Regions from separate parts of the Homo sapiens genome. Here region 2 is linked to region 1. A link is an interaction called in ENCODE POLR2A ChIA-PET data of the cell type or tissue named here. Cell type or tissue: Caco-2. All regions are shown on one strand. Each heading gives the region's core, and the rest is flanking DNA. Links, peaks and the distances in the headings are about the cores only. Region 1 overlaps DNMT3B (DNA methyltransferase 3 beta). Region 2 has its middle 22 kb from the start of C20orf203.

Region 1 (5,375 bases), core at 253-5,252:
CATGTGCCACCACCACCAGCTAATTTTTGTTGGTTTGTTTGTTGTTGTTGTTTTAGTAGAGATGGGGTTTCTCCATGTTGATCAGGCTGGTCTCGAACTCCCGACCTCAGGTGAGCCGCCCACCTTGGCCTCCCAAAGTGCTGGAATTATAGGCTTGAGCCACCATGCTCCGCCTTACTTTTTTTTTTTTTTTCCTTTTGAGACAGAGTTTCGCTCTTTGCCCAGGCTGGAGTGCAATGGCATGATCTTGGTTCACCACAACCTCCGCCTCCCGGGTTCAAGTGATTCTCTTGCCTCAGCCTCCTGAGTAGCTGGGATTACAGGCATGTGCCACCATGCCCGGCTAATTTTGTATTTTTAGTGGAAACGGGGTTTCTCCGTGTTGGTCAGGCTGGTCTTGAACCCCTGACCTCGGGTGATCTGCCTGCCTCAGCCTCCCAAAGTGCTGGGATTACAGGCATGAGCCACCATGCCCGGCCTAAATTTTTTTTTTGTAATGTTGGGGTCTCACTTTGTTGCCCAGGCTGATCTTGAACTCCTGGGCTCAAGCAATCCTCCTGCCTAGGCCTCCCACATTGCTGGGGTTACAGGCATGAGCCACTGTCCCTGGCATCTTTTTTTTTGCTGTGAATATAACATTTCTAGCTTTTCTTTGTGTTGTGATTTTTACCTTTTCAATACATAGTGTGCAAGGACATATTTTCTGGTTACGATAGAAATAATTTATTTGAAAGTCTATCCATGTTGAAACAACTAAAAATGCTGTGCCTTTATCTGTTGGTAGAAGAACTAAGCTCCCTTAAAGAAATCTAGAGAGCAGAAGAGAACAGGAAATGAGAGACCACAAACTAAAGGGAGAAAATGAACTTTTCAATAAGGCTTGCAGGCTTGCTCTAGCAGTTGTAGTGATTAAAAGTAGTGGCAATGGCTGGGTGCAGTGGCTCACACCTGTAATCCCAGCACTTTGGGAGGCTGAGGTGGGCGGATCGCCTGAGGTCAGGAGTTCGAGACCAGCCTGGCCAGCATACTGAAACCCTATCTCTACTAAAAATACAAAAATTAGCCGGGCGTGGTGGCATGTGCCTGTAATCCCAAGGAAGCTGAGGCAGGAGAATCACTTGAACCCAGGAGGTGGAGGGGTTACAGTGACCCGAGATCATGCCATTGCACTCCAGCCTGGGCAACAGAGCAAGACCGCATCTCAAAAAAAAAAAAAAAAAAGGAGTGGTAAAGGATAAATACCAAACAAAAGTGAGCCTCAAAACATATTACATATATATGGGAAGTTCAAATAAGAGATAGAGTTGGGATGTATTCATAGGTGTCTGGCTTTACTTACGGGGAAAAATATTAGGTCCCTATCTCATACCATATACAAATAATCAAATAATTATGTTGATTAAACCTGAGTGGCCTAATTCAAATAAATGTTTCTCAGACAGGCGAGTTATGTTTTCCGATTGTAAAAGTTACATGGGCTTAAGGTAGTTACCCCCCAAACCTTCCTTCTGAGTATGAATTTTTATAGTTAGAGAAGAAATGCTGCAGAGAAATGGCTTAAACATCAATAATTGATGTTGCATTATGCAGGTTTCTTGTTTTCACTTTACATAACTTTGTCTAACAATAAGTACTGCACTCTTTGCCCCCTATTGTGGAAGCAGGTAATTTAGTCAACCAGTCCTCTTGACCGTGATTTGATTGCAGTGTTTGCTATGACAAATGGGACTGCAGCAACCCCCTTGCACAGAGGCCTTGGCGAGAGCTTTGAACTGGGTGGTTTCTGAGCAGTAGAATCCTGTGTAACAGGATATAGACATTAGGCATTTTAGATGACACAGTGAAGATTACTATCCCAAAGACTGAACCAGTATCCCTGCTGTGTAGGTATTTAGGCTTAAGATGACTAAATACTGTGTAGATAGGTAGACTTGAGATTTAAGGCGTTCTTAGTTGAAGCCACAGGTGCAGCCTGCTGTGAGGGAGGGGCCAAGGTTGAGGGGGTCTCTTTCCAGAATATTGACCTCCTTTGCCCCCTTGGGAGGGGACAGGGCTGTTGGCTCTGATTTTGCCAAGGGGTAGGTGGCCACAGGAATTGGGCATAGCAGTGCCTAGGATTCTGCTCCAATGCTGCCCCTCATTCTCTGAGTTACCATTGACCACTCCTTGGGGCTGCCACACCCTTCAAGGGGTTCTCAAAGTGGATATAGGGGAAGGGGCTGGGTGTTTGTGATTTCTGTATAAAGGGCAAAAAGTTTAGACTCTAAAGTTACTGTCATATCTTTTCAGATCTTTATGGTCCTAGTTTTTTTTTTCCTGTTACTTATCTAAAAGGTAATGACATTATTTTATTCCAGTGCGTTGACAAACATCTGAGTATATTTTGGTGTCATGCACAGTCTGCAGATAGCCACTTGTCTGGTTTTTCCCTGTTTGGACACATTTTTTTTTTTTTTTTTTGAGATGGAGTTTCGCTCTTGTTGCCCAGGCTAGAGTGCAATGGCACGATCCCGAGTAGCTGGGATTACAGGCATGTGCCACCACCCCGGCTAATTTTGTATTTTTAGTAGAGAGCGGGGTTTCTCCATGTTGGTCAGGCTGGTCTTGAACTCCCGACCTCATGTAATCCGCCCTCCTCGGCCTCCCAAAGTGCTGGGATCACAGACGTGAGCCACTGTGCCTGGCTTTTTTTTTTTTTGAGAGGGAGCCTGAGCCTGTACTGTTGCCCAGGCTGGAGTGCAGTGGCTCACTGCGACGTCCACCTCCCGGGTTCAAGCGATTCTCCTGCCTCAGCCTCCTGAGTAGCTGGGACTATAGGTGTGTGCCACCACGCCTAGTTTATTTTTTGTATGGACACACTCTTCTGATAATTCTGCTTACTATGCCAAGGGCCCAGCTTCTACTGTAGGATGACAGTGGTACATGTACTCATGACCTAGAGGCACTGAGCAATTCCCCAAACGCATTCTGAATTGTGGAGGGTGATGGGGTGGATACTTCTTGATTGGCCCTGTGGTGTGGTGCTGTGGTGGGTAGCCAGATGGCACATGAGAATAAGTGACTTCAGGTATCATGACTGTGTCATCTATGTAGGGGTCCTTGGTACCAACTTCCCAGTGAATTGGGTGGGTTACTTTATTTCACAGATTATAAAACTGGGGTTTGAGAGAAATATTGGGCTTTTTTTTTTTTTTTTTATAACAGGGTCTTGTGCTGTCACTGGGCCTAGAGTGCAGTGGCATGACGATAGCTTTACTGCAGCCTCAACTTCCGAGGCTTAGGTGATCATTCCCCATCAGCCTCCGAGGAGGTGGGACTACAGGCGAGTAGCTAGGACTACAGGGGCAGGCCGACACATTCAGCTAATTTTAAGAAATATTTTAATAGAGAAGAGGTTTTGCTGTGTTGCCCAGGCTGGCGTTGAACTCCTGAGCCCAAGCTCAAGCCTTGGCCTCCTAAAGTGGTGGTATTAACAGGCATGAGCCACTGCGCCCGGCAGTGGTTTTTTTTTTTTTTTTTTTTTTTTTTACGCTTTCCTGTAAATCTGATGTTTTCTGGAATTTAGGGTAAGTTCCTTATCAGACAGAGCAAAAGCACAGTACTGGGACCTTGTGTTCTGTCATGTGTTCTGCTGCCGCCGCCAGTGTGGACAGCCTGAGTCTGGCCCCCTTTCCTTTGGATGTGCTGTCCCTGCTGCCTGGATCCTTCCCGCTCTCTACTTCACCTAGGTGTGGTGTCCCTCCCTGGGCTTACTTACTGCATTGTTTTATGGTGTCTTTTTTTTCTTTTTTTTTTGAGACGGAGTCTCGCTCTGTCACCTAGGCTGGAGTGCAGTGGTGCTATCTCCGCTCACTGCAAGCTCTGCCTCCCAGGTTCACACCATTCTCCTGCCTCAGCCTCCGGAGTAGCTGGGACTACAGGTGCTCACCACCATGCCCGGCTAATTTTTTGTGTTTTTAGTAGAGACGGGGTTTCATCATGTTAGCCAGGATGGTCTCGAGCTCCTGACCTCGTGATCTGCCCACGTCGGCCTCCCAAAGTGCTGGGATTACAGACCTGAGCCACCGCGCCTGGCCTTTTTTTTTTTTTTTTTTTTTTAGATTCAAGAAGTACATGTGCTTGTTTGTTGCATGGGTTTATTACTTACTGGTGGGGATTGGGCTTCTGGTGTATCCATTACCGAAAGAGTGAACGTTGTACCTGATAGGTGATTTTTCAACCCTTGCTCCTTCCCATCCTCCCGTCTTTTTGGGGTCTCCCATGTCTTGTCTTGTCTTGTCTTGTCTTTTTTCTTTTCTATTTTGAGATGGAGTCTCCCCCTTGTCGCCCAGGCTGGAGTACAGTGGCACGATCTCAACCTCACTGCAACCCCCGCCTCCCGGGTTCAAGTGATTATCCTGCCCAGCCTCCTGAGTAGCTGGGATTACATGCGCCCACCACCACGACCGGCTAATTTTTTTTTGTATTTTTAGTAGAGACTGGTTACACCATGTTGGTCAGGCTGGTCTCGAACTCCTGGCCTCAAGTGATCAACCCGCTTCAGCCTCCCAAAGTGCTGGGATTACAAGCGTGAGCCACCGCGCCTGGCCTAATTTTTTTATTTTTAGTAGAGATGGGGTTTCACCATGTTGGCCAGGCTGGTCTTGAACTCCTGACCTCGGGTGGTCCACCTGCCTCAGCCTCCCGAAGTGCTGGGATTACAGGCTTGAGCCACTGCACCTGGCCCTAGATTTCTCTAACATAGGCTGTGGAGGTGGAATTTTTATTTATTTTTTCTTTAAATCAATACTCTCCACTGAATGTAGGATTTTAGTTTTTAATTTTTTACTGCACCCCAGGGGTTGGGGCAGATACCAAAGTGACCCCCCTTCCTGCATTGTGAGGTTTAATTAATGCAATTAACATTTACGAAGTGCTCTGAAACAGCTCTGCTGCTGGTATCAGCCTGGAGGAAGTGAGTGACATCAGTTCTCAGCATTACTGCTGGGTTGGGGCGAGTCCCTGAGCCTCCTCTGAGTCTAATTGGGGGTTGCCACCTACCCCTCTGTCTGCCACATTGCATTTGAGTACATCTGACCTGGTTCAGTCGGGGCACAGGCACCCTGCTGCACTAATGAGGAAGGCCCCTCGGGGAGAAGCTTGTGGGTGGGCCCACCCAGCACTGCTGCCCACTCTGAATCACACGCTGGACCCCAGCCTCTGGGAAAGGGTCAGAGTTCACCTCTCATCACAAGGTTAGGCAGCCACCTCCTGTGAAGGGAAACGCTCAGCTGGTATATCATGTCCCAGCCACGAAGCTCCCTTCATCCCTGGGATGGGTGATGCATTCATTGTTCATAACTTCTGTAATTCTTGTCTGTCTTGTCTCAGTTACG
Region 2 (5,375 bases), core at 261-5,260, 77 kb before region 1:
ATACAGATGAATCTCAAAAACATTATGCTAAGTGGGAGAAGTGGGGCACAAAAAGCTACATAATGGGCTGGGCGCGGTGGCTCACACCTGTAATCCCAGCACTTTGGGAGGCCAAGGCAGGCGGATTACTTGAGGTCAGGAGTTTGAGACTAGCCTGGCCAACATGGGGAAACCCCGTCTCTACTAAAAATACAAAAATTAGCCGGGCATACTCGGGAGGCTGAGGCAGGGGAATGGCGTGAACCCGGGAGGCGGAGCTTGCAGTGAGCCGAGATCATGCCACTGCACTCTAGCCTGGGTGACAGGGCGAGACTCCATCTCAAAAAAAAAAAAAAATTAGCTGGGCATGGTGGTGTACGCCTGTGGTCCCAACTACTCGGGAGGCTGAGGCAGGAGAATCACTTGAACCCGGGAGGCGGAGGTTGCAGTGAGCCGAAATCACAGCATTGCACTCTAGCCTGGGCAACAAGAGCGAGACTCCTTCTCAAAAAATAAAAAATAAAAAATAAAACAAGTCTCCATAATGAATGATGTCACTTAAATGACATTCTGGAAAAGGCAAAACAGTAGGGACAGAAACCAGGTCAGTGGCTGCCAGGACTGTGCTGATGGGAGGGCTGACTCTAACCACACATGAGGGCACTTCGTGGGGTAATGAAAATTGTCCATGTCTTGACTGTGGTAGTGATTACACTACCATTACACATTTATCAAAACTCACTGAACTGCATACTCAAGAAGGGTAAATTTCACTATATGTAAGTTACTTGACTTCTCCCACCCCCCCCGCCAAAAAAAACAAACGAAAGTGCTGTCCAAATATAAAGTATCATTAGACATTATAGCACTTTTCTCAGAGATTCTGAAATACCTTTGTGAAATGTGACAAATGTTAAAAAAACAAAAACAAAACCCCAGCCAGGCGTGGTGGCTCATGCCTATAATCTCAACATTTTGGGAGACCAAGGCAGGAGGATCCCTTGAGCCCAGGAGTTTGAGACCAACCCTGGCAACAGAGTGAGAACCTGTCTCTACAAAAAATACAAAAAAAAAAAAAAAAATTAGCTGGGCATAGTGGTGCATGCCTGTAATCCCAGCTACCAGGGAGAATTACCTGAGCCCAGGAGGTCGAGGCTGCGGTGGGTCGTGGTCACACCACTGCACTCCAGCCCGGGCAATAGAATGAGACTCTGTCTCAAAAAAAAAAAATAAAGCAACTTGGAAAAGATCAAGTATCCTTTAGAAAAATATTTGTTGTTGAGTGTTCTGTCTTTCAGAAAGGCCATTTTCCACTCTGGCAAATGCTCATGTGTCAGGTTGCTGGTCCCACAAGAGAGCAGTTGACCACTTGGGCTATTTGAGGACTTTCCACAACATCATCAGCTTTTTTATTTTTAAAATATGAGGCTGGAGTGTAGTGGCACAGATCATGGCTTACTGCAGCCTCTAACTCCGGCTCAAGCAATCCTCCCACTTCAGCCTCCAGAGCAACTGGGACTACAGTCACATGCCACCACACCTGGCTAATTTTTAAGTTTTTTGTAGAGACAGGGTTTTGCTATGTTGACCAGGCTGGTCTGGAACTCCTGGCCTCACATGATCCTCCTGCCTTGGCCTCCTAAAGGGCTGAGATTACAGATGTGAGCCACTGTGCCAGGCCCAGCTTCTTTTTTTTTTTTTTTTTTTTTTTTGAGACGAAGTCTAGCTCTGTCGCCCAGGCTGCAGCACAGTGGTGTGATCTCTGCTCACTGCAAGCTCCGCCTCCTGGGTTCACGCCATTCTCCTGCCTCAGCCTCCCAAGTAACTGGGACTACAGGCACCTGCCACCACGCCCGGCTAATTTTTTATATTTTTAGTAGAGACGGGGTTTCACCTGTGTTAGCCAGGATGCTCTCGATCTCCTGACCTTGTGATCCACCTGCCTCGGCCTCCCAAAGTGCTGGGATTACAAGCGTAAGCCACCGTGCCCGGCCCCCAGGTTCTTTTTTTAATGCCACTATAGTAAAAATAAACAATAGTGTCAGAACTGAACAGTTATAGGAAACAAGAATGATAGGCCAAAAAGTGAAAAAATGAAAGAAAAAAAAAAAGAACTGAACAATCAACACCCCCTCCCCCCACTTGATCTTCCCATCCCAGCCAAGCCAGTCCTCTTCCCTCCAGGGAAAGAATACAGGTATTTCTGGCTCATCTCCTCTTGGGCCAGACTATTACCATCCTAATGAACACTATACTCCAAAAGCAAATAAACTGCAATCAAAAGTGAGATTACCAGACAGCAGATTTCTAAACAGAATTGGAAGAACAGTGAATCAATGCAAAGGTGCAGTGCTAACAGTAAGAAAAATCCTGCCCAAATCCCCCAGCATTGCAGCAAAATCCCCCTTGACAGTCTGCAGAGCCTGATCAATGCCCCTTATTCAACAGAGTATATTCGTGACAAAATTCCAATCCAGCAAAGGAACTGTAGTAGTTCTGGAGTTCATAATGGGCTCTGAACTATTGTAAATGGGAGTGAGGATATAATCTACTCTTACATAGAAAAAACAACCTGGCCAGGTGCGGTGGCTCACGCCTGTAATCCCAGTACTTTGGGAGGCCCAGGCAGGTGGACCACGAGGTCAGGAGATTGAGACCATCCTGGCGAACACGGTGAAACTCCACCTCTACTAAAAATACAAAAATTAGCTGGGTGTGGTGTGACGCATGCCTGTAATCCCAGCTACTGGGGAGGCTGAGGCAGGAGAATCGCTTGAATCAGGGAGTCAGAGGTTGCAGTGAGCCGAGATCGCGCCACATCAGCCTGGTGACAGAGCAAGACTCCGTCTCAAAAAAAAAAAAAAAAGAAAGAAAGAAAGAAAAAAAGAAAAAACAACTTGTCAGTTATCTGTGTTCAGGGCTTATCACTCCCTCCCCCAGGGCCTAGCAAAGCCTTTGCCCATATGAGGCGCTCCAAGAATGTTGGTGGAGTCATGGAGCAGGATAGTCAACTGCTCTGGGAAGAGGGCCCCCTTACACTGTGGAGCTATCTGTGATCTATGTTAAAACTGACCCACAATGAAAACAACTTCCCTGGCCTTTTTTTTTTTTTTTTTTTTTTTTTTTTTTTCAGACAGAGCCTCACTCTGTCGCCCAGGCTGGAGTGCAGTGGCGGGATCTCAATTCACTGCAACCTTCACCTCCCGGGTTCAAGCAATTCTTGTGTCTCAGCCTCTGGAGTAGCTGGGACTACAGGCACGAGCCACCATACCTGGCTAAGTTTTTGTATTTTTAGTAGAGATGGGGTTTCACCATGTTGGCCAGGCTGGTCTCGAACTCCTGACCTCAGGTGATCCGCCTGCCTCGGCCTCCCAAAGTGCAGGGATTACGGGTGTGAGCCACCACACCTGGCCTGGATTTCTTCTTCTAAAGTCAGGGAGGTTTGTTAACATTGCTTCCATGGAGGCTCTACACTCAGCCTCATTTCATTTCAACAAAGGGCAGGACCTGTTCCAAGGCTGGCTTGGGGAGGAGGAGCGGGGCTGAATGATGCTGATTGTAGGGGTGATTGAGCTGAAAAGCAAGTCTCCTATCACGAAGCTCATGGGCTGGGCATGGTGGCTCACGCCTGTAATTCTAGCACTTTGGGAGGCCGAGTCAGGCAGATCGCTTGAGCACAGGAGTTTGAGAACAGCCTGGCCAACATGGCAAAACCCTTCTCTACTAAAAATATGAAAATTAGTTGGGTGTGGTGGCAGGTGCCTGTAATCCCAGCTACTTAGGTGGCTGAGGCACAGGAATCGCTTGAACCCCGGAGGTGGGGGTTGCAGTGAGCCAAGATGGTGCCACTGGACTCCAGTCTGGGCAAGAGAGCAAGACTCTGTCTCAAAAACAAGACAAAACAAAACACACACACACACACACACACACACACACGCACAAAAGAAAGAAAGAAACTCAGGGGCTAGTGGGAAAGAGAATCCTGGGAACAAATAATTACGATTTGATAATAAGTAGCTCACTGGTTAGTTAAGCATGCTCTGTGTGAAGTGATCTACCCCAATAACCTTGTGAGCTGAGAATTATAACCCTGTTACAAACGGGGAAACTAAGGTTCTCAGATGTTAAGGAGTTTGCCCAAGGTCACACAGTTAATAAGCAGAAAGGCCAGTATTGAAACCCAAGCAGGGCTGGGTGTGGTGGCTCACACCTGTAATCTTGATGCTTTGGGAGGCCCGAGGCGGGAGAATCACTTGAGTCAAAGAGTTTGAGACCAGCCTGGGCAATACAGTGAGACAGCCCCCCCTCCCCCCACCCCGCTCTCTACAAAGCGAAAAAAGAAACCCCAGGCAGTCTGACTTCAGAGCTTGCACTCCTAACCCCTGAAGCAGAGGAATGAGGGCCCAAGGTGTGTTTATTATGGCCAAGAACTATCAGGAGAGGCCTTTAGAAATGTGGGGCAGCACTGTGAGCCCAAGGGGAGAAGAGGCAGATGGCACCATGGCTTGGTGGCTGTAAGCAGCCTGGTAGTCTAGATGCTCCAGTAGGATGCCTGCCATGAGGCAGTGGAGATGGAGCACTGGAGGAGGTCAGCAGGGCCAGGTTGTCAGGGCTGAGTGTTCTAAGTTAGGAGTTCTGACTTTCCTCTGGACACCTGGCAGAACCCTGAGCAGTGGATCTGTTGGGTGACATGAGACTTGTGCATAAGAATGGTCACACAGGAAATGGGCTGGACTGTGGAAGCTGTGAGGCTGAAGACTCCAGGGGGGCCATCAGAAAGCCAATGTTGTGATCCAGGTGGGGCAGCAGCGGCTGAATTGGGCAGGGCAAGGAGCTCCCTGGTCAGAATCTGTCCGGTGGCCAGCTGGGTGCAACTCTTACACAGCACCCGGACTTGGACCTGCACCAGATGGCTTGGCGTGCTGGAAGCCCTTCTAGTGTCAGGAGCCCATTTCTGAATCAAGCAGGACCCCATGGATCACAGGACAGCACTGTCTGACCCCTGGCCAGTGACCACAGTTTCAGTCTCCAGGCCTCAGTTTCCCCATCTGTAATATGAGTGAGTTTTAAACAGATTGTATTGGCCGGGCATAGTGGTTCACACCTGTAATCCCAGCACTTTGGGAGGCCGAGGCAGGCAGATCACCTAAGGTCAGGAGTTCAAGACCAGCCTGGCCAATATAGCGAAACCCTGTCTCTACTAAAAATACAAATCTAGCCGGGCATGGTGGAATGCGCCTGTAGTCCCAGCTACTCGGGAGGCTGAGGCAGGAGAATCACTTAAACCCAGGAAGCAGAGGTTGCAGTGAGCGAAGATCACACCACTGCACTCTAGCCTGGGCAACAGAGCAAGACCCCATCTCAAAAAATAATAATAATAAATAAATTGATAGTAT

Evidence for each region. ChIA-PET counts read pairs that join two places held together with the same protein. Peaks named below come from ENCODE experiments on the same cell type or tissue, not always from the same donor. Only the 100,000 strongest peaks of a DNase experiment are listed, where the experiment ranks them.
Region 2: POLR2A ChIA-PET joins it to region 1 with 7 read pairs; 12 of 35 experiments call an interaction of 5 or more read pairs at or near these places.

Annotation. Positions count from the first base shown.
Region 1 is chr20:32,770,433-32,775,807 of GRCh38, forward strand. All of the region lies in intron 1 of DNMT3B (DNA methyltransferase 3 beta), which reads left to right. Among named protein-coding and RNA genes, the nearest start is that of DNMT3B, 11 kb to the left of the region's middle. RefSeq lists enhancers at 1-308, 3,278-3,984, 4,690-5,375. In Caco-2, for the core only: no CTCF peak of the experiment used is centred there; no DNase peak of the experiment used is centred there.
Region 2 is chr20:32,693,119-32,698,493 of GRCh38, forward strand. No RefSeq gene overlaps it. Among named protein-coding and RNA genes, the nearest start is that of C20orf203, 22 kb to the left of the region's middle. In Caco-2, for the core only: no CTCF peak of the experiment used is centred there; a DNase peak (open chromatin) is centred at 2,953.